Regions from separate parts of the Homo sapiens genome. Here region 2 is linked to region 1. Evidence: chromatin loops called from intact Hi-C (ENCODE). Cell type or tissue: gastrocnemius medialis. All regions are shown on one strand. Links, peaks and the distances in the headings refer to the core of each region. The heading gives the core; the rest is flanking DNA.

Region 1 (16,306 bases), core at 4,951-12,950:
GGAAAAATGCAAATGTCCCACCGTATGGATTTGGGATTTGCAAGTCAGGAACAGTGGGCACACTTTCCCTTAATGGTTGGCGTAGGCATTTGGATACTGAATTTACTGTTTATATCACGGTTTCTCCACCTTGGCAGTGTGGACGCTGGGCTGGATCATTCTCTATGTGGGGACTGCTGAGTGCTTTGTTGGGCATTTGGTGGCATCTCTAGCCTCTCCTGACTAAATGCCAACTGTAGTTCTCCCCACACTGTGATGCCCAAAGATGTCTCTAGACTTGGCTCACTGTCCCCTGGGGGATGAAATGTTTCTCCCTTTGAGAATCCTGCTTTTACGCGATTGGATTCTTAAGTTGTCTGAAGGATGATCTTTTCTTGTAGCATTTATAAATCAGTTGGAAGTTGGTTCTGGATTACTGCCTAAAATAAAATTCAACCTATTCTGAGAAAACAATATATTTGAGTAGGGACTAATTACCTCTTTTTTATTTCAAGTGACAAAAGCCAATATATCACACTTAGCCACTATGAAGACTCCATTTCAGTAAACTAATTAAACTAATCCTATCTGGACTCATTATTCTCAGTTCCACTAAATATTTTAACAGTTGAGATTTATCTCATTTCATAAATTATATCATACTTAAAGCTATCCACAGCCCTCAAGAGTTTATTTTGGACTTTTAAAAAATGTGACTTTAAGCTGCTCTGGAATGTATATTTTTCATATCTTTTCTAGATAATCATTCACCTTGATTATGACTAATTATTAAACATGATATATGGCTTTAATTAAATGAAAGTACTTGGTTTCTTGTTAGCGCTTATTAAATACTGACAGTGTTACAAAGATAGTGCAGCAGAGGAAATGGCATAACTCACCGAATTGATTCCATTTTCTTGCTGTAAGCCAGTGAAGATACACATTTTAAGAGACTGATTAATGCGCAAGATGGCAAGAACAGTGTTTTTCATAGTTAAAAGGAATTAAAATCTGTGTCCATCCTGGATTCATTTTCTAACAGAGGATAGTCACCTAATTAAAACGTTAATACACATCCCGCTATTTGTATGTACGTTCCAAAGCCAGCATACATTAAATAGAAATTTATCCCAAGTGCTTCATGGAGAAGCCAAGAGGAATAATGCCTAAGTACCACTTCAGAGTAAATTGCTCCCTACTTATAATCGTGTAATGCAATTAAATTGAGGAGCTGTAAGCTGCCTACATCAAGTATGTTTAGTTTAGATATTTGCCTTTAGACATCTCCCTGTAAAGGGTTCCACATTGAAGAGAAAAGAAGGAACATCTAGCCAATGAGCTGTTCATTAAACTTGACATATGGTAAGCAAGGCCAGAAAATGCCTAAAGAGTAGAGAATTTTCTTTGGTATCTAAAGAAAAAAAAATGCAATATCCAGTTGATCTTAGATTCTGATTCTAGCAGGTGTTCATGGTACAGTCTTGTTCTGTGCTTCATTCAAGAATGGGAAATTCTTGTTTATCCCGTTGTCCATGATGTGCTTATTTCTCATGGCATGCCTGTATCAAAACATCTCATGTATCCCATAAACATACACACCTACTACGTACCCATAAAAATTAAAAAAAAAAAAAACGTAAAATGCAACAACACTAGGCACGCATTTTATAATATAACTTCTCTGCTTGGACAAAATTAGGCTCCCCAGTGGAGGCAAAAACAAAAAAAGCAGATGGCAAATATGTTAGTGACATTGTTTTAAGTGTTTGAGGTCATGGAGTCTTCACATTGAAATAATCTCTTGAATTATCTGAGTTTTAGGCTAGCCAGGGCCAAGGTGCCAGCTGAATTAATGAAACTTGGAATTCATCTTTTGAGTTCCCAGTGAACATCAGGAAATACTTTCCTGACATATTGACCTCCTTATTATCCATTTCCCATTCTCCATGTTGAAAACCATTTCATATTTGAGAGCTGAGAATATGACACCTTCATGATAAATTTAAAAATAAGATGCAATATTATTCCAGAATTGCCTTAAGTTCCCATTCTGTATATTAAACGCCTATTCAAAGGGTATTCAGATCCAAGTTACATCATACAAAGTATGTTAAAGTATCCCAAGTATGGCCTGGCGAGGTGGCTCAAGCCTGTAATCCCCGTACTTTGGGAGGCCGAGGCGGGCAGATCACAAGGTCAGAAGATCGAGACTATCCTGGCTAACATGGTGAAATACCATCTACTAAAAATACAAAAAATTAGCTGGGCATGGTGGCATGTGCCTGTAGTCCCAGCTACTTGGGAGGCTGAGGCAGGAGAATCACTTGAACCCAGTAGGTGGAGGTTGCAGTGAGCAGAGATCGTGCCGTTGCACCCCAGCCTGGGCAACAGAGTGAGACTCCATCTCAAAAAAAAAAAAAAAGTATCCCAAGTATGAGAAACATCAGTATAAATAGTGAGAAAACATATATACATATGTTCTTCTTATATTTACGGGAGAGATATGTATGCTTATCTGTGCTTTTCATATATATATGAAACATATATGAAATATATATGAAACATATATGAAATATATATATGAATATGAAAAGCAAGGAGTATGAAACTTATATATGAAATATATATGTATGAATATGAAAAGCAGGGAAAAGGGGACAGTCATTTAGTGTTGCTGCTGAAAATTTCAATATGAAAAACGAGGAATATATAGCTCAGGTGCAACAGGCACCTTTATATTTATACCATTACAAAAACATGGCTCTCCTGGTATTTTGGTTCTTGAATTTAGGCTTGGAGCTGATATTGAAGAGCTGCTTATTGCAGTGGGTTTTCATGCCAAACATAGCTGAGTTTGAATGACATTTCTGTTACTCTGGCTACAGAATCTTGGGCAGTATCATTTATCTATCCATCTGGGCTTTATTTTTCCCATGGGGAAATAGGAGGGAGAGGGGTCATGGAGTGAACAGCTTTGCAGGCCATGCCAACTTTGGAATTAGTGGAGAGAATATAAGGTAAATAAGACCATCCTGTAATGACAACCTAGACTTAGACTTGCACGAAATAGAGATGTAAGTCAGGATGAGTCTCTCATTCACTCAACAAATATTTATTGAATGCCAACCCTTCTCAGCCGCTGGGTATTCAGTGGTATAGAGTGTGAACAAAATGCTGCTGGCATAGAGCTTATATTCTAGTTGAAAGGAGGCAAACAATAAATAACTGTGTAAATTAATATATGGTTAGTGACAGGTGCAAGTCAGATAATTAAAACAGAGAGTGGTGGGGAGCTCTAGAAAGGCTCCTATGAAGAGGTAAGTTGACATTTAAGCTGAGCTCGCAATGGCAAATCATGCCAAGGCAGAGAGAAAGAACATTCCAGGAAAATACCCTAAGAGGAGAGGACCTTGGAATTTTTGAAAGATGAACAGATCCCTGGAAAATAGAGAGAGGGGCACCAGAGAGGTCTGAGAATTGGGCAAAGGCCAGGTCATACAGGATTTTGTTAACCACGATAATGAATATAAGTTTTATATGAATTACGGATGCAGAGATTTGCATTTCACAAAGATGACTGCTTGCCACGTGAAACATAGACCAGTGGGGCCCAGGAGAAGAAGGCAGGAGAGCAGTTAGGAAGCTGTCTGGGAGTCCAGGCAAGGGGTCATAGTGGTTTGAACTGGAAGGTGGTTCTGAAATGGAAGGTGAAGGAAATGGAAGTACCGTTGTAGAAAATTAACAGGCAGATCTGGGAAAACCCAGTGGAGGTGAAGGGAGTGAATTAAAATGATTCCAGGATGGAGAGGTCGGGGCTTGGGTGAATGGTGCCATGGAAAGTAATGGAGGTATCTCAAATAGAAAGTAGTGAGTGGGAAGAGCAGGAGTGAGCTTGCAGAAGTTCTAGCAGAAATGTGAAAGGCCATGGTTATTTGCCAAGATGGAAGATAGATTAGGTGGTGGTCATCTCATTTGGGCGTTGAAACTTGTTTTCAAAACCTGTACCTGGTTTTGATTTCTACACAGGGATGCAACTGGCAGATGACATCTCAAGAGGTGGGTTTGTCATGGTGGTTATTATTGTACATGTGAGACTTTTAGCTTTTAAGGTTTTTGGTTTTTTTCGAGATAGAGTCTCGCTGTGTCACCCAGGCTGGAGTGCAGTGGTGCGACCTCGGCTCACTGCAACCTCCGCCTCCTGGGTTCAAGCAGTTTTTCTGCTTCAGCCTCTGAGTAGGTGGGATTACAGGCACATGCCACCATGCCCAGTTACTTATTTATTTATTTATTTATTTATTTATTTATTTATTTATTTTTTATTTTTAGTAGAGACGGAGTTTCACCATGTTGGCCAGGCTGGTCTCGAACTCCTGACCTCGTGAACCACACGGCTCAGCCTCCCAAAGTGCTGGGATTGCAGGTGTGAGCCACCATGCCCAGCCAGCTTTTAAGGTTTTGCCACACGCTAAACAAGGCATGGTGAGGACTCTTGGGTTTGAGATCCCAACAGCCTCAGAGATATCAGATGTAGGGCAAAGCGGGTATCTGCATCCCCCAAGTTCTTTCCTTCTCACTAAAGTGCTTGAAGTACTGGTCCTTTATGATACTTTCAGTTCTGGAGTACATGTGCAGAATGTGCAGGTTTGTTACATAGCTATACATGTGCCATGGTGGTTGCTGCACCCATCACCCCGTCATCTACATTAGATATTTCTCCTAAAGCTATACCCCCCAGCCCCCACCCCCCAACAGGCCCCAGTGTGTGATGTTCCCCTCCCTGTGTCCATGTATTCTCATTGTTCACCTCCCACTTATGAGAACATGTGGCGTTTGATTTTCTGTTCTTGTGTTAGTTTGATGAGAATGATGGTTTCCACCTTCATCCATGTCCCTGCAAAGGACATGATCTCATGTTTTTTTATGGCTGCATAGTATTCCATGGTGTATATGTGCCACATTTTCTTTATTCAGTCTTTATCATTGATGGGCATTTGGGTTGGTTCCAAGTCTTTTTTATTGTGAACAGTGCCACAGTAATCATACGTGTGCATGTATCTTTATAGTAGCATGATTTATAATCCTTTGGGTATATATCCAGTAATGGGATTGCTGGGTCTAATGGTATTTCTAGTTCTATATCCTTGAGGAATCGCCACACTGTCTTCCACAATGGTTGAACTAATTTACACTCCTACCAACAGTGTAAAAGTGTTCCTATTTCTCCACATCCTCTCCAGCATCTGTTGTTTTCTGACTTTTTAATGATCTCCATTCTGACTGCCATGAGATGTTATCTCATTGTGGTTTTGATTTGCATTTCTCTAATGACCAGTGATAAAGAGCATTTATTCATATGTTTGTTGGCTGCATAAATGTCTTCTCTTGAGAAGTGTCTGTTCATATCCTTTGCCCACTTTTTGATGGGGTTGTTTTTTTCTTGTAAATTTGTTTAATGTATTTGTAGATTCTGGATATTAGCCCTTTGTCAGATGAATAGATGGTAAAAATTTTGTCCCATTCTGTAGGTTGCTGAAACAGGCAGTTTTTTGAGTGCTTGCCACACACCAACCATTGTGCAAAGTACCTACCATGCATTATCTTGCTAAATTAGTATAGGATTAGTAATAAATTCTATGAGCTATGTTCTATTTTTATCCTCATTTTATAGATAAGAAAACTGAGACCCAGGTATTTGATTAATTTCACACAGCTGATAAAGAGAGGATGTGGATTCTCTAAGTCCAGAATTGAGGCCGTCAGTCACTGGATCGTACTGACATGATATTCATTCATATACCCCTGTCTTCCAAATGCATAGATGTACAATAGCTGTCAGGATTGTATCTCCCTGGGTCTCGTTTCTTATCAAAATTGCACATTTGCTGGCAAGAAGAGAGTGGCACATTGATCTCAAACTGTGAAATAAATCCATACGCCTTCAGAGAGGTTCTTCGAATGTATGGTCAAGCATTGCAAAAGCCGCTGTGTGTTTGGAAGAAAGGTGAAACTGGAAGGTCTTTGGCTCAGGGTGCCATTAGGAGTGGTGTCGGTGGCAGCTGTGGGCCATCATGGTACACATCCTGCGTCAACTCCAGGCCTCCCCACAATCCCATGAACAGCAAAGCCCCTCATCTTTTGAATGCTGGAGAAAGCTCCGTACGTGTAGGGCTTCGCCATCAGTTTAAAACGTCTCTGGAATTCTTTGATTATTTTAATGTGCTAATTTCTTGAGCTTTGTTTTTGTGCTGTCTTTGATTTTCCACTTTCGCCTTTATTTTACGCCATTGTTGGAAGGGTCAAAGCATCCCAGAGCTTAATGGCTCTCTTGTTCAGCTATTGTGGGGGGAAAAAGAGCAAAGCAAACAAAACAAAACAAAATATCCTTTTTTTTGTTTTGCTTTTTTTTTAATTTAAAGGCATCCAAAAAATTGTTTCTTTTGCCTTTGATCAAGATCATATAAACATAATCAGTGTTTATTGTGTTTGCATAATCGAAAATAGCAGGAAACTGATCTCAGATTGCATGGAGCTAGAAAAGATTAAGCCTTTCCTTCTTGGCAGAGTTCTACAGACACACAAGGTTGGTGTGATGGATGCAGCACTCGGTATCCATGATGTGTTCGGGAAAATCCTCAGAAGAAACTTGCATTGCTTTCTGGGGAAATTCCTGAATACAAGTGGCAATGAGATGCATGAAAATTATTTTCAGCTGATGAATACTGTCTGAACATAACTATTGCTGGGGTGTATAATTTAAAATCTGTAGAGTGAAGTGTGCAATATATGGGCTTTGGGATACAACAAATATGGATTTAAATTCTACTCCTCCTTTTTATCATCTCTCTGCCCGGGATAACTTGTTTCATCCCCTTCCCTGAGCTTAAGCCCCCTCAACTGTAAAAGAAAGATAACAACCCTTACCTCATATGGTTCTAGGGAGGACAACATGAGATAATACACATCCAGGCAGTCCCCAACTTAAAAGTGGTTTCACTTACTTTTTTTTTTTTTTTTTTTTTTTTTGACATTATGAATGACGTGAAACCTTTCTGTTTTTTCACATTTGGTATGGTATTCAATGAATTCCACGAGATATTCAATACTATTATAAAATTAGCTTTGTGTTAGATGAGTTTGTCCAAATGTAGGCTAATATAAGTGTTTTGAGCTTCTTTAAGGTAGAGAAGACAAAGCTATGATGTTCAGTAGGTTAGGTGTATGGAATGCAATTTTGATAGAATATTTTCAACTCACGATGAGTTTATAGGGACATAACCATATCATAAGTCAAGGAAAGCATGTACGCAGAGCTTAATAGAGTGCCTAATACAGAGTAAGTGCTTAAAACATTTTTTTAAAGTGTGATACAAGTTCTTTGGAGAGCCTGAATGAATTGGGGGTATGGCCATATGTAATATGTTCAGTGCAGCACCATTCTTTAATAAATTACAAGTTGGTCTATTTCTTTGTTCCTTTTTATTTTTATTTTTATTTTTGGAGGCAGAGTCTCACTGTGTCACCCAGGCTGGAATGCAGTGGTGTGATCACAGCTCATGGCAGCTTTGATCTCTCCAGGCTTAGATGATCCTGTACCTCAGCCTCCTGAATAGCTGGCAGCACAGGTGTGTGTCACCACGCCCAGCTAATTTTAGTATTTTTGGTAGAGACGAGGTCTTGCCATGTAGCCCAGGCTGGTCTTAAACCCCTGGGCTCAGGTAGTCCTCCCACCTCAGCCTCCCAAAGCACTTGGATTACAGGCATGAGCCACAGTGCCCAGCCAGATGTAACTATTTAATGAAATGTTGATTGGGGTGTGCTTGCTTCCCCTGAAGCCTGATTCTTGATCTTTGTTCTGGACTCCAGGACCAAAGATATCATTGCTTAATCTTGCGAACAACTCTGGAAGATCCTTACAGAATGACTTGCTTTAGCCAAATCCTATGGTAAGGCAAAACACTACCTAAAAACAATAATAAGCATAATTGTCATCCAGATATGTTGGGACCCTACAGAGAAATTCAGAAGACAATCTGGCTGGAGTTTACAGTATGTACAACAGCAGTCTTGGTTAGGCCATGGTATTATAATTCAGCAACAACACCAATAATAATATTGGTGGTTAAAATTTCTTGAGTATATAGAATGTTCCTTCTAGTATGCTTAAGGCTTGATATGCATACAATCTTTATGGCACCCTGCAAAATCCATGAGTCCACTGCTGTTTTCCAAATAAGAAGATGGGGGTTGTAGTAGTCCATTCTCATACTGTTATAAAGAGATACCTGAGTCTGGGTAATTTATAAAGGAAAGAGGTTTAATTGGCTCACAGTTCTGTGGGTTGTACAGGCTCTGCTTCTGGGGAGGCCTCAGGAAACTTATAATCATGGCAGAAGGTGAAAACGAAGCAAGCACATCCTCACATGGCCAGCAGGAGAGAGGAAGACAGAAAAACAGAGCGAGAAGGGAGAGGGGCTACATACTTTCAAACAAACAGCTCTTGTGAAAACTCTATCAAAAGAACAGCAAGGGGGATGTTTGCTCCCATTATTCTGTCATCTCGCACCAGACCCCTCCTCCAACACTGAGAACTACAGCTGGACATGAGATTTGGGGAGGGACACACAGCCAAACCATATCAGGGGTCTAGAAAGGTAAACCAATTTTCCCATAACAATAGAGAGAATACATTATAATAAGTAGGACTTGATCCAAATCTGAGAGACACCCAAACTCATGTTCTTAACTATGAGATTTCGATACTTGGAGTCAGAAGACTTGGGTTTAAGTTTCAGTTGCAGGGACCTTACTCACATCTTCTAACCTCTCAAAGCCTTGCCATATCATCTGTTCAAAAGAATACCTTCTTCACAAAATTGTAAAGACTGAATGAGAAAATGCACCTAAAGCATCTTTGCACATCGCAGAGATTATGCAAGTATAAGGTGCTATATTTCGCATTAACACCTGAGCATAGATCATTTTCGGATTGTGTGAGGGATGGTGAATTTATAAATTTGGTGATTTTTGATGAAAAGAATCAATATGCTGTCTCTTTACAGAGGAATTAGTGGTTATAAGAACTGACAATGCATTTAGAGATTTGTTTTTTTCAATAGGACAGAAAGAGACTATTTTCTTTCCATTTATAAGAATATGAATGTGCTTAAGGGAGGACAGATTCCAACAATCGAGTTGTTTGCTGTGATTTGTACGCCCTGGGGATATGGAGAGTTGGGAATGTAGAAAAATTACAATTATGGAATAAAAAAAGATCCAGGGAGAAGGATTTTTTTTACTGCCTGTTTTGCTTGTGTGGCTTGGAACAGGGAGTTTCCTGGAGGGTGTGGGGTCTTCCTTGCTGACCCTCGTGCTTTTTGGAGGCTCATTGGTAAGCCTTGTTGTGCCTGTTCCTTCTGCTCCTAGTCCTTAAGAACATAGCTCTTATCCTTAACTGACCTTTTGCACTGAATATGTGACAGTTAATCCACTGGAAGGTTTTAGATAGGCAGCATGTCCAGACACTGCCCCCTGCACGTGACTGGCCCCACCTCCGTCCCACCTTGGTGTTAATCCCATGGGGTGGATTTTCTAGGCCAGTCTCTTTTTAGAATAGCATTTGCTGATGTCCCTCTAAGAGAGTTTTTGGGCATGTGCCCTGGTTTGTAAAAGAAGGGCCCTCATGGAGGTAGAGGAAAGAAGTTTCGCGTCCCAAGATCTCCAAGGATACCAATTATAGGGGTAGCTGGGTACCTGCCTCCCTCTGCTCTTCGTTTCTCACCGCAAGAGCTCTGCTATGATTTTCTCCACATCTGGACTTCTTTCCTCCCTTTCTTGCATAGCTAACACCCATGTGTGCTTTTGGACCAGTTTCCTTGTCCCGTTCACAAAATTAAAACTTCCTTGACCTCACTGACTTGGTTAAGTACCTTTACTGTATCACTTTATAACTTCAGTACCTTCATTTGTAGCTTGCATCATCATTTCAGTTTTACAACTTTTTATGTAATGATTTGGTTTATGATACTCTTCCCCCAAAAGACTGTAAAGGCCATGCAGATGAGGACCAAATGTGTTTTTTCTTCCTACGCATCCTCAGCATATGTGCCTTTTATACAGTAGGCTTTTAACAGTGACTAAAAGGAAGAGTGAGTCGGTGGATGGATGGAGAAATGAATGAATGAATGAATGGGTTACACAACCAGCCTGTCCAGACACTGATTCTTTTACGTAGGCTGAGATTCCTGAGGTAAGGGACAAGGATATCAACTTGCGTTAGTTTACCTTATGCACTCCATCGCAGCCTAAACTGTCACTGATTACTTGCTGCCCTTAGAATACAAGCTCTCTCTGTCTTCCTTCCCCTCCTGCCTTTTGCAATCTCATTTCATGCTTTGCTCATTTGCCACCACAATACTTAAGCCAGGCCAGAATTATTTTCAGTGTTTGAAAGTTGCACACCCACTTCTCCCTTGCAGATTCTGTACACGCTTTTCCTCCATCAAAAATGTTTTATTCTGCCTCTTCAAACATTGCATTTTCATAATCATTTTCAGACCTCTGCCTACATGTCCCTTTTTCATGGAAGCCCTCCCTCCCTGAATCCTCTAGGTTGGACAACTTTCCCCTGTAGTCCCCTTGTATAGCACCTTGCATTTCCCTCCAGATCACGTCCCAAAATTATAATGAATATATGTTTGCATTTGGACAATGGCCTGTTTCCTCCACTCAGGAGTAATAGCTACTTGAGGAAATGCCTTGGTCATCAAAAAGTGTCTGGCTCCTAGTAGGTACTCCACAAGCAGTTATCAAATAAAATTGTAAAACCCAGGCACTCTTTATGGTCCTACCAAAACCAGTGACTTGAATGGGAGATATTTAGGGTCAAGGAAGAAAGAAGGCAGGCATGTTCATATTTATTTACCTCCTGTGGGTTTGTGATGGCCCCTCCTTCTTCTTGGGCTAGAGTCAGAGCCACTTTCTCCTAATCCCCTATAGGTTAAGCTGAGTAGGTGATAAAGCCCAAGTCATAGTAGCATAAGCACAAGGAATTCTGATTATGTTAAGAAACTGAAAACTTCAGGAGTGGTTTTGGCTATTGGTCATTGCTGAATCTAAGGGTTTGCATAATTACTGTAGGGATGTCCTCAGTCCGTGGATTGTTTTGACTCTCTTTGGTGTCTTGGTTTTTTGTTGTTTTGGTTTGGTTTGGTTTGTTTGTTTGTTTGTTTGTTTGTTTGTTTGTTTTGAGACAGAGTCTTGCTGTGTCCCCCAAGCTGGAGTGCAGTGGCATGATCTCGGCTCACTGCAACCTCCGCCTCCCAGGTTCCAGTGATTTTCCTGCTTCAGCCTCCCGTATAGCTGGGACTACAGGCCCATGCCACCACACCTGGCTAATTTTTGCATTTCTAGTAGAGACAGGGTTTCACCATGTTGGCCAGGCTGGTCTGGAACTCCTGACCTCAGGTGATCTGCCTGCCTCAGCCTCCTAAAGTGGTGGGATTACAGGTGTGAGCCACCGCACCCCACCTGGTGTCTTGATTTTTATTGCTCCTTGCATATAGTCAATGGTTCTGAGATCTGACAGGAAATGCCTGATGGAAGAGCTATGGCCCATGCAGGATCTCACTTCAGACCTTAATCCTTAAGTTTGTGTCTGGGAAGATGGGGTACTTGATTGGCAAGATGCTCGTCACTTCTTGCTCACCTCTGGATGTCAATCCACAAGTTTTCTTTGGTATCTTCACTGTATGAAAAACCCAACTATAATATTACACTCAAGTACACACTTATAGGAGCACACTTTTTATATAGTTTCTATATAATTTTCCTACCCCATCTGTCTTAGGTCAGATTTCCTAGGGATAATGCCATGCCTGAGATGGGTGCAAGTGGTGAATTGAAGGAATGCTCTCTGGACAATGCTATAGGGGGTGGTGGTAATGAATCAGGATAAGGCAGAGGAAGGTATGGTTTCAGGGGGAAACATAGCCTCAGCCTGATCTTGTAAGAAGATCTGGATTATTCATTGTGCCAAGGATTATTTCACTGAGTCTTATCCCCACCCCGTTTCATCCATCTGTCTTTGGCCACAAGGTGTCCCCCAGGAAGGGGTGGTAGCCGCCTTACCCCTTACCTCCACCTTTACTCCAGGCATCTCTGGCTAAGGTGAATCATGCCAGCCAAGTCCAAACATTCAGAGAAGAATTCAGGTTGTCAGCAGTTAGCTGCAAACACCCACGTCAGCAGGAAGATGGTTCATCAAGCTAGGGAGGATGGCTGAGGCACCAGCTTTAAGGAGTCATAGAATGGCCTGGTGTGGTGGCTCACACCTGTAATCCTAGCCCTTTGGGAGTCCAAGGTGGGCAGATCACCTGAGGTCAGGAGTTGGAGACCATCCTGGCCACAATGGTGAAACCCCATCTCTACGAAAAATACCAAAATTAGCCGGGTGTCCTGGTGCGTGCCTGTAATCCTAGCTACTCTGGAGGCTGAGGCAGGAGAATTGCTTGAACCCAGGAGGCAGAGGTTGTAGTGAGCCAAGATCGTGCTACTGCACTCTAGCCTGGGCAACAGAGCAAGACTCCGCATCAAAAAAAAAAAAAAAAAAAAAAAAAAAAAGAGAGAAAGAAATAAAAAATAGTCATAGAATGAGAAAAAAATCTGAAATTAGAGGGATTGCTGTATAAATAATGACCTCTGCTTGTATTTTCTGAGTAGTTCCAATTTTACCCAGTCCCTTCTGTCTCCTTAGTCTTCAGCCTGAATCTCTTGCTTACCTCCCCTAATGGCCATATGGGGAACAGGATTTTATTAAGGAAACCTCGAAAGGGTTGACACAAGAGTCAAACCCCCACACCTTTAGATGCATAGGCAGTGAAACCAACCTGTACTTCCCATCTTCTTGCGTTTCCATTTATCCATTCCTCTTGGGGTCCAGGGTCATAGCCTCTCTACTGTACCTCCAACGGGTGCCACTACAGTGTCTGGATTCTCGATCACCACCTCCCTTTTCAGTTTACTGATCAGGCAGTTTCGGAGACCACGCCAGGGTTTCATGTGCCCCGGTTGAGGCATGAATAACAGCAGTTTGAATTCTCCTTTGTAATTCTCATCCAGGCAAGTCACTCTTTTTTCCTGGTATAAATGATCAGATCGCTGCTGCAGACTCATCCAGGATTCCTCTGCCTTATTGTTTTTCAATCCGTCTACTTCCACGATCCTCTCTTCCCACCCTCCTTGCCGTCCCCTGCAGCCTTCATGTCTGTGCATACATAAATAAGGCTGTTATGCACGCATGTGAGAATATATACCCATCATGGTACTGTGTGAGCCTGTGTACGTGCTGAGGAAATGTAATGGGCTGTGGTTGTGTGTTTGTAGGTGTATAATAAGTTTGCCGCAGACTAGGGGGATAAATAGAGCCATTTGTTGATTCAAACCAATTTTTTTTTCTCTTGAGTTAGTATCCAATCTGTAGCTAAGAACTGCTGACTACAGCATATTTCCAAGTGTGGATTTTTTTTTTTTTTCCCTGACAGCCAAGACCTAACTCTTGCCTGATCTATGTAGATGCATTGTTCAAATTACAAAGCTTAGGTGACAGAATTGCTCTTTTTACTGGGAGCCCCCAACACACCTGTCATCAGATAGAAGGGAGAATGCAGAAGTCATCACTTTACTTAGAAACTCAGCAGATGATTGAAATTATTTCTTACTACTAATTCCCCTTTTAGTGGAGATAAGCCGCTTTGTTCAGCTGTAAATGAAACATTAGGGTATTAACTGTGGAGCCAGAAGTATTGGGGAAGCTAAGATTTTATCTGCAGTAAGAACATTTTGGGCAATAAATTGTTTTGTTGGACGGAATACTAAATCTCTTGAGTTACAAAGAAGCAGAGCTCATTAAGGGGAATGCTTAAAGCAGAAAACAAGGCGAGACAAAAGCTTATTACCTTTGTTGTGGGGATTGAGGGGGTGTTTGCAGGTTCTCATGTATATGTAGCATGGAAGACTTATGCAGTACAGTTATTAAATAGATGTGTCTATAGACTTGCAAATGCTCTATGAATATGTCCAAGGGACAAATACATTTCTGAAATATCAATAGCAATCTGCAATAAGTTATGAATTTTGGCGTACATATTTACCCTCAAAGACTAGATTTTTGTTTCCTGCGGGTGAAATTTTCCCGTCTCTTTGCCACATCCTTCAGATTAATTGACTGGCATGGTTACATAAATGTTTGTAATAGAGAAGAGTAAGTGCCAGGGTTATCCAAAATATTGTCGCAAAATACACACCTAAATTAAGATAATTATGTGTTGGGAGCATCTATCGGCAGGGCTTGGCAAGGAGGGGAGCTTTCTCTTGATGGAGAGGAGGCTCTTTCTGGGACACTGAATTCATGAATGGTGGGTTCTGGATTCCCCAGGGTGCTCTCAGCTTGTAAGTGTCAGGGGAGGGGATTGAGGGCTGTTCTTTTGCCAATAACCAGGGCGGAAGGAGGACGAGAGGAAGAAGACAGTGCCTTCTTTTCCCTGGAGTTAGCAACCCTCTGCTGTGTCTCCAAGAGCAAGGCTGTGGCAGTACAACTGTCTACCTGTCTACACCGGCTGCTCCTTCTTGCCTTTGGACAGAAGATGACACTCACAAACTGTGGCCCCTGAGCAACAGTGTAAACGGGCATACCTCAGTTACAAGCGGATTCAAATGTAATGAGAACAATTTCAGAGCTATGCATTTTATTCTTCTGTTTTTCTCCCTGGATGACTCAGGGCATCTTTTCACAGACTCCCACCCTGAAGGTTTTTATTGCCATTTCTGCGCTTCCCTACACGTCCTGATTCATAAGTGGATGCTCAGGACACAGTCACTCAGAGTAGCTTAATACTCTGCGGACCTCACGTGCTGAGTTCTCATTCTGGACTTAACGTTACTTTAAGCTCAGTTTGTACCTTTCCTTGGTTCTGTCAATGGAAATAAGGACAACACTTCTCAAAACACAGCAGGTGGGCTGAGAGTGGTGACTTACACCTGTAATCCCAGCACTTTGGGAGGCTGAGGTGGGTGGATCACTTGAGGTCAGAAGTTCAAGAACAGCCTTGCCAACACTATGAAACTGCATCTCTACTAAAAATACAATCAATTAGCCAGGTTTGGTGGTGTGCTCCTGTAATCCCAGCTACTCTGGAGGCTGAGGCATGGGAATCACTTAAACCCAGGAGACAGAGGTTGCAGTGAGCCTAGAAGATGCCACTGCACTCCGGCCTGGGCTATAGGGTGAGACTGTCAAAAAGAAAAATAAAAGAAAAAAAGAAACATAGCAGGAAGGTAGCAGTGGACAAATGAAGTATTGGAAACACATAGCCTACACATTCATGTGAGCTTTAGGAGAACGTGAGGTCTAACTTGCTTAAAGAAAACTTAGCACATGAAAAATGAAAACTATTTTTTTCAGTGCATGAGTGATCATGATCTCTTTAATTAAAAGTGCACTGAATTGTAAGATCTTTTACCAAAATGTTACCATCTTTATCTTCTATCTCTGGTGCTGAGTGTAGTAACAGGAAGAGATTTCGAAGTGAAGACTTTAGTAAGATAGAATTGTGTGTATTGTGTTTAAATCTGGGGTGTATTTAAAATGTAATTGAAATCACAAGATATTTAACATGCTATTCACTTTGCAAGTGACTTTTCAGGACCACTTATCTGCAGACTGTAGGACACCAGTCTATGAACGTTGGCTTATAGGAGCACCAGGTCTCCAGTTGAGTTAATTCCTCATACTTGTCACATAGGGGGCATACTAAGTCTTCCTGAGATGAGTAGAAACATAGATCCACATAAAAATGAAAAGAACCCACTGGTGACAGAGGGTCTCAGAGCCTCCAGTTTTTTTCTGAACTTTGAAAGTCAGTACCAAAGAGTCAGAACTGAATGGAAGGACACTAAAATCAATACTTTTCAATGTAACATCACAAGCGTTGGGACTCTGAAGAACTTGATGACACATGATTCAGAAGCAAAGTGATATTTACATAGGAAGACTGTCCTCGCCCTCTGGAATGATTTTGACATGTGTATTCACTCTTAGTTTTGGCTCTTAGAGTTTAAGTAATAGATTTACGGTGGTATGAACACAGGTGTTAAAGAGTTCTGGGTTCAAGTCTTGTCCACGTCCCAAGCTGTGGAACTCTGAATAAACCTCTTAGTCTATTGGAACCTTAGTTTTCTCATCTGTAAAACAGATGAAACTACCTGATTTTTTAGGCCCTACTTGGCTCTTAAATTTCTCGGCTCAGTGAACAATGCAAGCTTTATGTTA
Region 2 (16,306 bases), core at 6,495-14,494, 60 kb before region 1:
ATTCCATGTCTTTGCTATTGTGATTAGTGCTGTATGCACTAATCTTACAACCACTTTTGTACTAGTCCAGAATCTATTAGTTTTAATGGACAGCTACCCAAATCAAACTTGCTTAAGCAAAAATGGGGATTTGTTGATTCATGAAACTGGGATAATTGAAGGTCAGTCGGTAGTAAGTGAATCATCATTTAAACGCTCAGCACTCTAATTGAGATATAAACAGATGTGATTGTAAGAAACACCATGAATAAAGCTCAAACACTTACAAATGGGTGCAAGCCCAAAGAATATTTTAAGTATGTGGTTATATTACTTAGAGCAACCGCACAACAACCCTGTAAGGGGAGTGTTATTGCCCCAAATTTATAAGGGAATTAATTGAGGTTCAGAAAGTTTAAGTAACTTGCCCAGGGAAAAACAGCCAGGGATTTTCAGAGCCCAAATTTGGACCCAAACTTCTTATGGCTTCAATAGCTGAGTTCCTGATCAATATGATACATTGCTATTACGATAAAAATAAGTACTTTTTATTAGTAAACTGGAGACCAGAGAAATTATCTATCTATCTGTCTATCTATACGTATACATATACATATACATATACATATACATATACATATACATATACATATACTTATACTTATATTGTTTGTTTTTTGAGACGGCGAGATGGTGTTTTGCTCTGCTGCCCAGGCTGGAGTGCAGTGGTGCGATCTCATCTCACTGCAACCTCTGGCTCCTGGGTTAAAGCGATTGTCCTGCATCAGCCTCCTAAGTAGCTGGGATTACAGGTGTGTGCCACCATACCCGGCTAATTTTTTGTGTTTTTTATAGAGACAGGCTTTCACCATGTTGGTCAGGCTGTTCTTGAACTCCTGACCTCAAGTGATACACCCTCCTCGGCCTCCCAAAGTGCTGGGATTACAGGTGTGAGCCACCATACCTGTCCCAGAGAAATATGTTTTCAAAAAACAAACAAACATGAAATACGTGGAAAGGCAGCATAACATGGGATTATGTATGGGGCCAGATTTACCCTTCACAAGCTGTGTGATTTTGGGCAAGTTACTTGACCACTCTGTGTCTTGTTTTCCTCACAGTAATATGAAGATAGTCATAGGATTTACCTTATAGGATAGTTGTGAAGATTAAGTGAGTTAATATACAAAGGAGTTAGAAGATGTTTGGCAAATAATAAATGGCATATATAGTTTATTTTAAAATATTTTAAAATAGATTGTCATGTAAGAGCCAGAAAGGAAATGAGGTCACTCAGAGTGGTTCCTCTTTTGATGTCCCCAGGGTGTCCCACAAGGACACTGCTAATCTGGGGAGTTGAAAATCCCACCTGTCAGAGGCTCTCTGTTGCCACCAGCTGCCTGGCCATGACATCGCAGAGAGACCATCTTGCAGCAGTCAGCCCCTTGGCTAATCCTCTCCAATGAGAGGTTCAGCTGCACAGCTTGGCACAGCTTGGTTCTGGGTCCCTCACATCTCTGTCTTGTCTGCAAAACTAGGCTGTATAGTCTCTGAAAACACAGTTTTATCTGCTACCTCCTTTTCTCCTCCAGTGCTGTATTTGGTGGGTTCCCAGTGATGGCTAATACCCATTCATTGGTCTGATAACATATTTTTTCCCCTGGTCTGAAGCTGGAGAAAAAAGCTTCAGCAGAGAGAAGCCATCTCCTGTTCTGAGATGACTGCTAGTTATCGGACAAGGGAATGAAAGATGTGTTTTGCACTTCTTAAGCACAGACTTGCTTTTACAATATGGGGTGCCTTAGCACCTGCCCCATGTTGTTTGACCTTCTTGCCACCTTGAAAACCTGCCCCCTGCCAAGCTGTGGTGAATGCTGACTGGCAGGTTCATAGCGTCAAAGTCACAGTGCTAGTAAACACGTCAACGTGATTTCACGTGAAAACAGCCATCCAAGCTGTTAATATGAGCCCGCCTTAAGGGATTTTGACTTTGCGCATGCCTGCCCTTAGTAGAAAGTACAGCACATCTTGCTACCTACTTGGAAATCTGATGGACAGTCAGAAGCTCCTCTGGAGTCCTTTGGTGAATTTCACAAGAGCCATCAACTCTCTACAATGATGGGGAATATTTGGGGAGTTACATGCGCAGTTTTCTGGGATGAGGGCACAATTCAGAGTGGTCCAATTTCAGAGTGGTTCATGCCTCAAAAATAAGATTGAGGAACCGCAGTTTCACCCTTAGAAGAGGCTCAATGGTATGGGAAAAAGCCAAGGAGAAATCAGCCCTTGAGGTGGAGATGATGCCTCAGCTTCACAAAAAAAGGGCAACCTAATAATCTCTTTATCTGTCCTCCTCCTGCGTTCCTTCCCCTTCTGTTTTCTCCTCCAGTGGTTATTCTTTCCTGGTGTTCCCTGGTGATTAGCCCATTTCCATGTACCTCTGACTTTCTCTTGCTTGGGAGGCATTTCCCCACTTCCTGAAGACTCAGTGGTGGGTGGTGTAGGTCAGCTCTTCTCCAGCCATCAAAGTCTTCTCCTCCTCTCTCTGCTCTTTGGATTTGTATTCCTTTACCTCTAAGGACTGTTGGGATGGTTGAGATTGACTAAGGGGTGGAGAGTAAAGGAGATGAAGAAACCACTCAGATTGAGTTAAAATGTCCAAGCTAAGACTGGGCACATGGCTCATGCCTGTAATGCCAGGACTTTGGGAGGCTGAGTTGGGAGGATCACTTGATCCCAGGAGTACCAGACCCGCCTGGCAACACAGCGAGACCCCCATCTCTGAAAAAAAGTTTAAAAATTGCCAGACGTGCTGGTATGCACCTGTAGTCCCAGGTTTTCAGGAGTCTGAGGCAGGAGGATTGTTTGAGCCCAGGAGTCGGAGGCTGCAGTGAGCTATGATCATGCCACTGCCTTCCAGCCTGGGTGACAGAGTGAGACCCTGTCTCAATAAATAAATAAAATAATTTTCTAAAAACCCAGGCCACCATTTCTCAGAGTATATTAATCCATATCGCATTCAAAAAAAAGAAAGCCTTCTTATAGTATTGAGCACAAGGGAGTTTTGTAGTTTTGTAGCCTCTCAGTTCATGGGGATAGCTCTGTGTTTGACTAACTCTACGGCCTTGGCCAATTCACTTCCCCTCTCATGGTCTCAGTGTTCTTGTTACTAATGTACTAGATGGAACAGACTCTACTTCATAGGAATGAAGAGGGGATAAACTGAGATAACAGATACAATGAAATGAGTACTGTGTCTGGCACATAGTAAGCATTGAATAAGTGGTAGTGACTCTGTTAGTGATGATGAAGAAGATGAAGATGTAGGAGGAAGGAATGAAGAAGAGAAGAAGCCAAAAGCCTAGCACAGGTCTGATACATAATTCTCAAAAAGCAGATAATCCAATAGATAGCAAAATGAATGATGAGTGGATGGGTGGGTAGACGGATGGGTGGATGATGAGTGGGTGGATGGATGGATGGTGTGTTGGTCATCAAATCAGTTTTGGAAAGTCTGGATCAAACAAGATCCAGCAGTTTTTTGTTTTGTTTTGTTTTGTTTTGTTTTCTTCTTTACAGGACTTCTCAGGTGCTTTTATATGCTAATAGTCATCATGAATTCCCAAGAGGAAGACAGGGCAAGCTGAATTTCTCCAACTCATTTGTCCGTGGTGTCCTTTTTACAATGAGCCATCTGATGAGCCTTCTATCCATGCAAAGTATGCCTTGCAAGATGCCAGTCCAGCACACTTAGCTTCTAAAGAGAAAATAATAGGCAGAAAGCTCAGGTGGTTCAGCCAGTTCAGCAACTGAATGGAATTAGTACAAAAATCCTCATTTACCAGTCCTGGAGACCTGTGCTGTTAGGAGTGGCCTCTGTGTCCAGCTCCTGTAGGGTCCTGGAGCACAGAAGGCAGAAGATGTAGAGAGTGCACAAAGAAAAGTCCAGCGGAGTAGCTGCATCCTCCCCCCTTCTGAGAGGCCTCAGGGGGTATTTGTTTGCCTCAAGCAAGGTCAACAAATTCTCAAACCCAGTTGTCATTCATCCCCAGACAGGTCAGAGGTCGGTTCCTGAGGCATTGTTGATCTCAGCAGAGATGATGTGCAGGGTTGATATTCTTAGATTTGCTCATTCAGCCAGTCAGTCTGGCTTTCAGAGGAGAATCAGGTCAGGAAGCGCTTAATGAACCAAGAGGAGCATGGTGCTGCCTGAACCACTGGGGATTTGAGTTTGTAATGACTATCAGCAGGCTCCTCACTTACAAAACCTACTGGAATTTTCTTTGTGCATCTCCATAACCATTTTTAGAGATGTGGTTAGTACTGCTGGTTAGAGTAACCCAGGGTCCTGGATTCTTTAAGTTACTTCTGATTTAAAGGTACCATCTTCATCATCCCTAAAAACCATAAATTGAACTTGATATCCTTTTTACTGTTTTGGTTTCAAAAATTGCATTTTCCATTTACAGAAGCCATATACCTATCCTTTGTTAATTCCTGGGTCTTAGTTTTTTGTTTGGGACATAGAAGAAGGAGGTAAGCTCTTCAACAAGAAGGCACTTCACAAGTTGCATTTGTTAGCACGCTTTCATTTGAGCAATTAGCGGTTGAAGGGAGGAAGAGTTTTGATATCCCTGGCTTGATCCTCCAACCAGCTGCTAATTCTGTTGTCACTATGACAACTATCAACAGCCATTTACTGAGTGTTTGCTATGAGCCTCTGAGCTAAACACTGCAGTATACTGTACTTATTTAAATCTCTGGACCACTCCATGTGTTATGGCTACTCGTGATATTCTTATTTCGCAGATAATAAATCTGAGGCACAGAGAGGTTAAGTGATGTGCACGGGAACACACAGCTGATAACTGGTAGGAACTGGGCTTTTAATGTGGTCTATGTGGTTTAATGTGAGCTCTTAACTACTATACTATGGTGCTTGCAACAAGGGAGCCAGGCATGGTAAGAAGTTGCCAGGAGGTGAGAGAATGTAATGCCACAAGAATAACATATGCTTAGTACATACTTGTCATTCTCATAAGAACTTCCCATGGAACGGCTCATTTGCATACACTAACTGAAAGCAGTCTCTAAGTGGGGAGATGTGACTTCTCTTCTCCGGGTGTCTTTTTTTGCTAGATTAGTCCTCCACTGAGATTTCCAATGGGGGTGGTTGTAATCTGGAGAGAGGTTGGTTGATGGTCTGGTGTATCCTGTCCACAGTCTATGGAAGCTTTTCCTATATTCCCATCTTGATAATTTGATGCGGTTGTGACTTGGGTGTCACATTGACAACCCTTTTGTAGCCATCCTCTCCTTCACTGGGAATTCATTTGTTAGTCCTTGGTATTCTAAATATTATGTAGCATCTCAGGGAATTTTTCTTGCGGTCCATGCTAGGTAATGCTTTTCCATGTTCTCTTCTCACCTACGCTGGATGGAGTTTGAGTGCATGTCTGGCAGTGAGTGTCATTTCTCAGTTCTGGTTCAAGCTGATACCCTAGTGTCATCATTCTTGATGACTCAGCAGGTATTACAGGCATGTAGGGAAACCTGACTCTTGGTAACTGACCAGGCACACATTCTGTTGTTTAACCTTGGACAAGTCACTTGGACTCCCTGCGCCTCTGTCTCATCCCACAGGTAACAGATCATTCTCAAATACTTATTGAGCAACTACTCTGTGCCCAGTCCTGGGTGAATGGCAGGCAAACACAGGGATTGAGGAGGTGGTGGAGGGGATAGAATGGAAGCACACCTGTGTGATAATGCCAGCTAGGCCTTTACCATCCCAGGGCAAATCACTGCTGATGTTTCAGAATCTCAGCCCCATAGATCACGAGTGCTGGGATTGGAGCAGGAGGTAGTGCTGGGAAGACCTGGCATATGACTGCTTGTGGAAGGATGGGATGTATATATAAGCAGTTTTACTGGGGGGATAATAGAATGGAAGCTCGAACAGCAACATCTGTATGGGGTGTTGGTGGGGCACTGAAGACAGACAGAGCTGCCATGATGAGCAGAGAGATGAAAAAACAATTTTGAATGGGTGCATTGAAAACATTCTGAAGAATGAATTAAAATTAACTAGCACTTTCTGGATGCCTTCCAAGCACCAGGAACACCCACCTTCAGCATGTCATTTCACTGCTGTAATGCATTTATGAGAGGGTACAGGTGTTTTGTACCATCTTAGCCCTGATGGGAGTAGGGCTCAAGGATGAGTATATCGTCCTTAATCAGAAACATAAAAGGGCGACAGAGCCCAGATCCCCCAGATCCAAACCCAGCCTCTCCAACTTTGAAACGCAGGCTTTTCCTACTGTTGTGATGCCCTCAGGTCACTTGTGATGACCTTGGAAACATAGGTAGCTCTCAGTGGTCTGGGGGCCCCTGGCAGCCCCTCCACCTTCCTCACACTTTTTCAGTCAGTCATTTCTGGAAGGATTTGGGAAAACTTCATTTGCTAGTGGACATTTTAGTCATTGGGTGAGCAAGAAGAAATGGCATACTTCCTTATTTGAGCCAATCTGCCTTCTCAAAAGTGTGATCACTATTAAAAGAGTCATGATATGGTGTGGGCAGTCTCTGAACCAAACACAATGCTGAAATGACTTTCGGACAAAGGTGATGGTGCACTTAGTTCTGTCTTGGGTGGCAGGGACAACTTTGCAGAAGCTGTCATGGAACATTTGACTTAGGCCAACAAGATTGATCTAAAAGGAAGAAAGGAAGAGAGGAAGGAAGGGTATTTCTGCATAGCAGGCAAGTTTAAATGGAAAAGTGGATTCACAGAGGTATTTGGCAAAGATAATTTGCCAGTGTGGTTTGAAGAAAAGAGTGATCTGTAGAAAAACGGAAAATTTGTATCGGAGGATGAATTTGGACAGGGTAAAGTGAGGAATATTATGAAGGGCCTCAGATGCTGTAGGAAATTTTCCATTACCCACTTTTGTCTGGAAACAAAGTGAGTGATTGTGTGAGTAATTACATAATCTGCACAAATCTGTATTTTGAAATAAACATTGTCAATATCCAAAAGATAAGAAATGTGATGATAGGATCAGGGAAACACTCTGTTTTATGCATTTTGTTTTGTTCTGTTTTGATAGTCAACAAATGGCAACTGACAGCTTCTTTTTAGATAGCTTTTTAGAAAGCAAAGAATGGTTGGGTTGATCCTACAGTGAGCTCCTGACCTGTGGGAGAGGCAGCTTTTTCGCAGATATGATTATTGGTACAAAGAAATGTGGCTCAACATGCCTAGATCTTCCAGTGTTTCAAGAGATAGCATAAATCTAGATTTTATATGAGATGCCCCCATTAAACAATATTACCTTTTTTTTTTTACACTGTGCAGACAAATCATTATCATGATCATCATCATCCCCTTCTGTGGACTGGACTTGGTCCCCACGGCTGCAGGTTGCGATGTTGACCGACAGAATCCATGAGGCAGGAGTTGGTCTTCTCTAGATACCCCCTGTCTCTCATCTTCCAGACACAGCCAACACTTCTGTTTCTTCCTTCTCTTTCATTGACGTCTAAACTTTGAGAGGCTACCACTCAGAAGGGCCAGTCACTTATGTTGGCTCTCTTTGTTAGTCTGGTGTCAAACTCCTGGGCTCAAGTGATCCTGCTGCCTCAGCCTCCAGAGTGGCGGAGACTCAGGTGTGCACCACTGTGCCCAGCTTATGTTAGCTGTTAAGATCTGGGAAAGGAGGTTCTGGGCGCGGTGGCTCATGCCTGTAATCCCAGCACTTTGGGAGGCTGCGGCAGGTAGATCATGAGGTCAGGAGTTCAAGACAATCCTGGCCAACGTGGTGAAACCCTGTCTCTACTAAAAATACAAAAATTAGGCAGGTGTGGTGGCGGATCCCTGTAATCCCAGCTACTCGGCAGGCTGAAGCAGAAGACTAGCTTGAATTCGGGTGGCAGAGGTTGCAGTGAGCTGAGATCATGCCATTGCACTCTAGCCTGGGACAGAGCGAGACTCTGTCTCAAAAAAAAAAAAAAAAAAAAAAAGAAGACCTGGGAAGGGAGATGCAGTATCTGACAGCCAGAGCTAAAATGCCTTTATCTAGAACAGGAAAAGAGGAGTTAATACCTAAGAAGGAAATGTCATCATGGAAGGTGGAGATAGATGGAAGAATTTTTTTTTTTTTTTTTTAGGTGGAGGGATGAGATTGAACTATCAAAGCCTGGCTAAGAAAAAGCAAAATCCTTGATGGAAATCTCTGGCACAGGGAAAATGAGCAGAACTGGCACCAAGGAAGCATTAGGAGAGAGAAGAAGATAGTGGGGAAGCAGAAAGGAACAGCAAAGGAGCGAGTATTTGCCATTGTCTTGAAGTCTGACTTCTTGGATAAAATACATACCCTAGATTAAGGGTTAGCAAACCATGGGCTGTGAGCCCAACCTGGACCATTGCCTGTTTTTGTATAATCTTCGAGGTAAGAATGGTGTTTGCATTTATAACTGGCTGGAAACTTTTTTTAAAAAAAGAATAATATTTTGTGACCTGTAAAAATGATAGGAATTTAGTAAATACAGTATTACAGGAACATGGCCACAATCCTTCTTTGGTGTATTGTCAACGGATGCTTTTTCACGCTACAACAGCAGAATTTTGAGCAGTTGCAGCAGAGATTGTAAGTTCTGCAACACCTAAAATATTTATTATCTGAGTGTTTACAGAAAAACATTTACCATTCCCTGCCCGTGATGGGCAGAGCAGATGGCAATACACGGCTCTTTATTTGACTTCCGTATGTTTCAGGGATCTGCCTGTTTCTTAGCCACTACCAGAACTGCCCCACTCTCCTTTCACCTTGCTGTTTCTTCCACTATTTAAAGTTCCTGCATTACACCGTGAGCGTAATACCACATAATAGATGTTGAGTAGCCCGACATTTGCCATGAACCATGTGCACTGCCACTGGGGAATGGAAAGACACACGACATAGTGTCGACCTTCTAGAGGAGGCTCCAAGAAGGAAGAATCACAGCTCAGCAATACTAGGTGCTTCCCATTTGGGAGAGCAGAACCTATGTTAAGAAAAAGAGGTTTTGTTTAGTAGTTGTTATTTATTTACAGGCTTTATGATTAGTGGAAGGTTTTGAACGAGGACGAAGTCAATACAACTTCAAAAACATAAGTACCGCAATCATACAGGACAATAATATATAAATACAAAATCAGAATCAGAGAATGTATGAGTAATGGTGATCGCGACTGGAGGTGGGAGGGACAGCCCTTATTTTCACACAAGATAAGGAAGATATTTGTAACTCAAGAACAGCAAAAGGTTATTGTATCATGGCGTTCTTAAGAAGAAAACAGAAAATATCCCCGGCACAAGGTATAACTATATATCTCTATCCTGTATGTAATATATCTCTTATTTCTATCCTACTAAAATCAGCAGATTCTTTTATATATAAGCATATATACACACAGTCACGTGTCCCTTAACATTTGGCACTGGGTATGTTCTGAGAAACTGGTCAGGCAATCTTGTACTGAATACTGTAGGTGATTGTATCTAAACATAGAAAAGGTACAGTAAAGTATAACATTATAATATAATCTGATGTGACCAGCATGATATATCCAATTTGTCATGGCCTGAAATGCCATTATATATACAGTCATCCCTCAATATGGTGGGAGATTGGTTCCAGGACCTCCCCTCAGATACCAAAATCTGCAGATGCTCAGTCCCTGATATAAAATGGCCTAGGATTTGCATATAACCTATGCACATCTTCCCGTATACATATTAAATCGTCTTTAGATTACTTCTGAAGCCTAATACAATGTAAATGCTGTGTAAATCATTGTTATACTCTATTGTTTAGGAAATAATGACAAGAACAAACAGTCTGTATATGTTCAGTGCAGGTGCAGAGGTTTTTTTTTTTTTTTTTTTTCTGTTTTAGATGATCTGAGGTTGGTTGAATCTATGGATGTGGAACCCCAGAATATGGAGAGCTCTGTGTGTGTGTGTGTGTGTGTGTGTGTGTGTGTGTGTTTGTGTGTGTGTGTGTAGAGAGAGAGAGAGAGAGAGAGAAAGTTACATAAATACAATGGATCACTATCTTCTCTGCAGTTTCCAGCTACCTCTTCCTCAAGTTTGCTTATTGAAGCATTCTTGATTAAGAGTAAGGGGATATAGTTACCTCTCTTCTATGCTCAGGAAACTAAGAGTCTAAAGCTGTAAATTTGTTGCCTGAATGATGGAATTAAGTCTCCTGCCTTCTGGTCCAGTGGTCTTTCTATTTTACAACACTAAAGAGACAATTTGATCTGACACAGGCCTTACCTAAGTAAGTAAGAGCTCTCCCCTCCTGTTGATTGCTAAAGGAAAGCAGACGGGAGAGACACGTCCGTCTCACAGTGATGCTTCTGTCCTCCCCGGTAACTTCTCAGAAATGTGGTGTTGAAAGTCATCGTCAAAAGCTAAAGTTAGAAACAGTATCGGGCTGTTGAGTAAGAGGGGTCAGTGCGCAGCTGTTATGGGAGCTTTTTGAATTGTACAACGTGGCCACTTTGATGCATGAGAATCAATTACAGAGAAACCTTGTCAAGATGGCCAAAATTCAGCCTTAAATAATTGAATTCTCTGCCAAACCCTGTCCGCCGTCGTTATCTAGAAATGCAATTATGCAGCTAAATCAAGCAACTAAAATTAGTGTAGTGTAAAAACACCTTGGCTATCTGAAAGTGGAGGAATTGACATTTGGATTTAGAAAACGCCAATAGTTGGATATGTTTGGCGGTGTTTGAAGCTCTCTCCCAGTTTCAACAAAATCTATATCAAGTGTCCTGTTTAGAGTGAGCAGTGGAATGTGGCCAGTGAATGTTTCATTTTGAAGGTGATTTTCAGTGATTCCTGGGACTTGGGCATTATTTGAGTGGATTCACTTCATCAGAACTTCATATTATTGCTTTCAAAATTGTGGAACTACACACACCCACATGTCTTTCTAATAAGAAGATTAGAAGACTGACAATTTGATTGTTATCTGAGCCTTCAGTCTCAGGTCAAAGCCTTCAATCTGAAACCAAAGATGTGTCTGTACCAATCATCAGGAAAACAGGGAATACATGATAAAAGTGGCTAATAGCTGCCGGTACTGCACACATCATGTTATGGTTCTAGGACTTCATTTAATGATAACACAGCCTTTTGAAGTAGGGACTATTATTATCTCAGTTTTCCAAATGAGTGAACAGGGTTCAGAGAGGCTAAGTAACTTGTTCAAGATCACACAGCTAGTGATTATACTGACACCCAAGTCAGTATAATTCCAATTATATTAATTAATATATTAATTCAATTGGAATTAATTCCAATTCATGTCATCCCCTAGGAATTTATCTGCTCCTATGTAACATATCCCAAATGATTGCTTGGGTATTTTCAAACACCAGAAAGATTTCAAATCTGTGCTTGAATGTATTTTTTATCCATAGTTTTGGTGCTTGTTAGCTATGCCTTGAAACTCTGAGAACAAGAAGACATCTCTTGTTAATGTATTGCATATTAATATATCACAGATGAAAGCTCAAAATAAAGAATGTCGTTAAAAACACAAAATAAAAGGCATAGAAAATGTTATTACAGACTGAAATACAGCAGTGAAAACAGTGTTGTGGTTAGGAATCGGGCTCTGGAATGTGTTTGTAGCTTCGCACTGCCTTGTACGAGCTATGTGACCATGAGCAAACCATTTAACTAGTATCAGCCCTGTTTCCCATTTGTTATATGGGACTGATAATAGTACTGACTTCAGAGACTTGTTGTGAGAATGAAATTACATAACACGTGTAAATAATTTAACTCTGTCTCTCTGCGTAGCACACATTGTGCAAATACAAGCTGGCTGGTAGTTTTATCTTATTTACAAATTGCCACTTTAAATTTGAAATCAGAGAGAGAGCGGGAGGAAAACTAGACTGAATATCTTCTTATTTTTTTTCTATCAGTGCCAAACGTTGCCCACATTAACCTGCTGGATTTGAATTTTAACTCGGAGGCGATAATCACATTAATTTACATTTCTCAGTTTATTTTTCCCTAAAAATCCCATGTAGACCCCATCCCTTGCTCTTTTGGCCAAATTCAGTAGGATGAGCTTATATCTCATAGCCTGGTTCCCTCTGTCACTTGGTCTCTTGGTCTCTCTCTCTGTCTCTCTCTCTCTCTGAGAACTAAATTAATGAAGAGTATTTGGTTAGTCATGTTAGGCAAGCTGTTCCCAAAATAGCACCTTCCATTTTGGTAGCTTCAACTTTGCAGCTGCTGTGTCTCTTCGTCGTCTGGGAAGAAAACTTTCACATTAAGAGTTGCTGATGCGGATTTTCTTTCTTTCCTCTCCCGGCGTTGATGAGTGCTTGGCTCCTGACAGAAGGGATTTGGCTCCCAGCTTTGTAGTTCGGAAGAAGTTGGGTCTATAGATTTCCCCCTAACTCTCCATTGATGTGTTGAGCTTCAGAGGGAATAATAACTCTACGTAAAGCATGCTGGCGTCTCAAGGAGTTCTCCTGCATCCTTATGGCGTGCCTATGATTGTACCGGCAGCTCCTTACCTTCCTGGACTGATTCAGGTAATTCAAGGCCTCTGCCAGCCAGCAACTTAACTCCAGAGTGCTCAGAGTAATAATTGGAATTTTTATGGTTGAGAAAGCAAACACTTTTAATACAGGAAAAAGCCCTCGCGTAGTCAGTGAGAAGACAGTAGGAAATCAAAAAGATGGATCACCCTAATCTAGCTATCGACATCTCTCATGGCTGAATAAATGGTGTAGTTGAGCTATATTTGCTTGTATTGATCTGACTGCTATTTAACATTCATGTCTTAGCTTCAGGAGGTTGACCACGGGGCAAAGGATTTGCTCTCCTTCTCAGCTTTCTGAGGGACTCAGTCTCCCAGAGCAGATCATGAGACAAAGTAACTTATCATGAGGTGACTCAGTTAAGAGCTTTAACCCAGGAAATGAAAGGAGCATGAAATATGCATTAATTCATAGGACGCCTCCACACGGATTGTCTATTTTCAGAGAAGGCTCTCCCCACCTGAATTTGAGTGGTGGCACTGAGGCAAGAAGGAACACTCTATTGATGGGTAATTTATGAAGCTCAGAGATTATTCTAGGAATCCCTTGCCAGATGTGTACATCTTAATGATGGCAAGAAAGTGGAGGGTTGATATGTGTGCTGGTTTTACTTTGAAGTCTTTTAATTCTGTGCAGAGAGGATTAATCTACCAATAAACAATTGGGGACCTTTTTTTTTCCCCCTCATCATAAGGTTTTCTTTGCAAGCAGGTATTGCCTTCCGCGTTTATGTCTGAAGTTCTCCGTTGAAAGCTAACATCTACTAGCGATAGAACCCACAGATCATAGAAATCCAAGGTGGCTTTTTGTTGTTATAATTAGTTTTTTGAGTATAATCATCCCTTTGCAATAAATTCTGTATCTCCTTTCTACAGAAAAGGAAAACAAAATATATTTAGGTACGTCCTTTCACCTTTACTCCTGTGCCTCCCTCTGTCCCCTCCAGCCCCTCATAGTTAAAAACTATATGATACCCTAGCTCATTAATTACAATTTCTGGGAACCATTCTGGTCACTTTTCCCCCTACCTCTTCTGAACTTTGCTGTTACCTTTTGTTAAGTGTACGAACCTGGGTGATTAGAGTCATCTGGGGGTGATTCCAAGTCACAACAAAACATTCTCTCTTTCTGGATTTATGGCCGTTCCTCTGTTTGGAAGCTTTTCTCTGTATTACCTGTTATAAACAAATGGGTCATCTGGAGAACGGTCCTTTGCAGCGTGGAACTTGTTGCGTCTTCCCTGGTATACACAGGCCGGTATGATAAGGTTGCCATTTCTGAAGTAGGGCTCAGTGGCAACTTAGAAAGTTAACAGGCCTGTTGCTGCTACTGGAAACGTGGGGTGAAGGTCGGCTGTTGGAGCTTTGTCAGACCCTCTGCCGACCCATCTGATAAATAATTACAGGCAAATCGTGGCCTTCACTCTATGCTGATTGATGCTGAAATTGCTTTTGAAAGTTCTCATAAGTTCCTGTTATAGATTAAGTGCCGGTGTAGGAAAAATAACGGCACCCACTGAAATGGGTGAATGTAATCAGGTTTAATGGACTCCAGAGCTTGTTGGGAATTAAATAACTATCGATTTGTTGGAATGTTGCTGTCATTACGAAATGCCACTCTGGACGTATTACCCCAGTGATAGATGAGAAGATGCAAGGGCCAGCTGAGAAATTGGGGAGGCCCTATTTCTTCCTCCTTTGCAGAGCATTTGAGAAACATAGCCAGTTATTTTTGGAAAGAACAAGTGGTCTTACTTGTAAATCTTAGCCTGATCATACTGTGTTTTTCCAAGCGACACCTCTGGTAACTAGTTACCCATAAGTTAGGAGAGCAGTTTAGTGAGGAGCCTCTAGACCAGCTGCTGTGATATGTGTTATCTCCTTTCTTTCTCACTGCTGTGGAATGCACTGGAAAGCTAACACACAGAGAGAAACTGGCTTTACTTATGGTTTGCTGAGACAGCCCATGTTATTTACCCTTTGGCATCAAGTAGCTAAAATCACCCCAGTGCAGTAATATTTGCAAGGGGAGAAAGGGCAGTGCAAAGGGAGAAAAAACTGTATCACTCACAGATGCTCAGCTCTGAGCCGATGTTTCTGCTGCCAGCTGTCCTGCATTGCTGCAGACTCCACTTGCTCACTAGTTTCTTGACCTTATGGGTTTCTTCCTCACTCAGGAGGCAAAGTATTTCCTCTAGGGAATTAAGGTTCTATCACCACCTAAATATGTCATTGGCAAGATGTTAAAATGAGCCAAAATAAACCATGTGTACTCCATCACTGGGAGTAATTTCTCTGTGACTGGAGATGTTGAAACAGAGTTCATAGTGTCCACTTGGAAGGATTGTTGTATTATAGTTGGAGATTACTTTTCAAGGTCTTTCCAACCTCAAGAGATTTTGTGGCAGAGTGCTCCCTTTTCATATTTTCAAGAGTCATTTTGAAAATTCAGACCAGCATCGCCCTGTTTTAGTTGCCTCAGATAAAGAAAAAAAAAAAAAAAAAAAAAAAAACCAAGTGATTTACCAGTCATTTGGTGTGCCAGACTTTAAGACGGCATCCACCTAATCCTGCAAAGGCAGTGGATGGAGGTATTTACTGATAGCTTCAGGAAAGTTACTCATACAGGATCTTTTATTCCAAGCAATAATTGATAGTTATCATCTGCCCTACCCTTCCTCCTTTAGGAAAATCAGAATCTTTATCATATTGGATCTCCTGAACCCATTATTTTATGTCTACACTTGTTGTGTGTAGCCAAATAGAGAGTTTTTCCCTCCAGCCAGGTAGAGAATGACAGAATGACTATGGAGAATTCAGCTGAACCTGTCTGGACTGTCTCATGTGCAGAAAAAGCAGAGAGGAAAGGATAAGAGTAGTATTCCCAAGTGCATTGTACAAATATTGGCTGCTTTCCCCCTTGATAGAGATCCCGATGTTGATATCTTTGGATAAGAAGAACCAATGTACTACTTAACACTACTTATTTCTGAATTTCTAGTGATGCCTTGAATGATCAGTGAATTGTCTGACCTGGTAACACAGGAGCCTCAGTCACTTGCCCAAGTCAGCCTCGAGTCCAGAAGCTACTCAGAGGTCTTAGCCAAGCCATGGACCATGGCCAAATGACATAACCAAAACAACAGCTTTGTAACTGGTTAGGCTATTTGGTTAGTGTTTGGGTCTAATGTGTTGGCTCTGGGCTGCAAGTGTGGACCCTCACCCCTCAATCTAGGTATCTACCTCATAGATATGCCCTTGGGCCATACATGGCCAAGTCACTTTCACTATTGGACAAATCGTTCCCATTTCATCCAGGTCTGACAGATGATGAGTCAGCAGATTATTTTCCTGGATGGTTGATGGTGTAAATAGAGCCATATTCACCTCATCATGCATTTGTTCCTTCAGTTATCCATTCACTGTATACTCAACCTATAACAAAAGTGACAGTCATAGCCACTGAACTGTGGGTTCACAATCTAGTGGAAGAACTAGTAGGTAAACCCCAACTATAAGACTATAATGAAGTCAGAGGGAGGAAATGATAGGTAATGATTGTTGAACACAATATTGTCATGTGCCAGGCTCTGTGCTAAACACTTAGATTTAGGATCTCAATTTATTTTTATAATAAACGTAATGCAATTGGGCAGTATTTGTCCACCTTCCTATATCTGTAATTGTAAATTCCAAAAAGCTCTGA

The links. Hi-C counts contacts between places; a loop is a spot of excess contacts. Peaks named below come from ENCODE experiments on the same cell type or tissue, not always from the same donor. Only the 100,000 strongest peaks of a DNase experiment are listed, where the experiment ranks them.
Region 2: it touches region 1 in a loop (7-fold over the local background); 6 of 110 quality-filtered maps call a loop at or near these places.

The regions. Positions count from the first base shown.
Region 1 is chr16:7,381,665-7,397,970 of GRCh38, forward strand. The region is part of intron 4 of RBFOX1 (RNA binding fox-1 homolog 1); the gene reads left to right. Among named protein-coding and RNA genes, the nearest start is that of LINC02152, 910 kb to the right of the region's middle. In gastrocnemius medialis, for the core only: a CTCF peak has its summit at 8,351; DNase peaks (open chromatin) are centred at 7,598, 9,527 and 10,227; H3K27ac peaks cover 7,132 bases.
Region 2 is chr16:7,320,497-7,336,802 of GRCh38, forward strand. All of the region lies in intron 4 of RBFOX1 (RNA binding fox-1 homolog 1), which reads left to right. Among named protein-coding and RNA genes, the nearest start is that of LINC02152, 970 kb to the right of the region's middle. In gastrocnemius medialis, for the core only: no CTCF peak of the experiment used is centred there; DNase peaks (open chromatin) are centred at 10,405, 12,315 and 12,882; H3K4me3 peaks cover 3,390 bases; H3K27ac peaks cover 6,895 bases.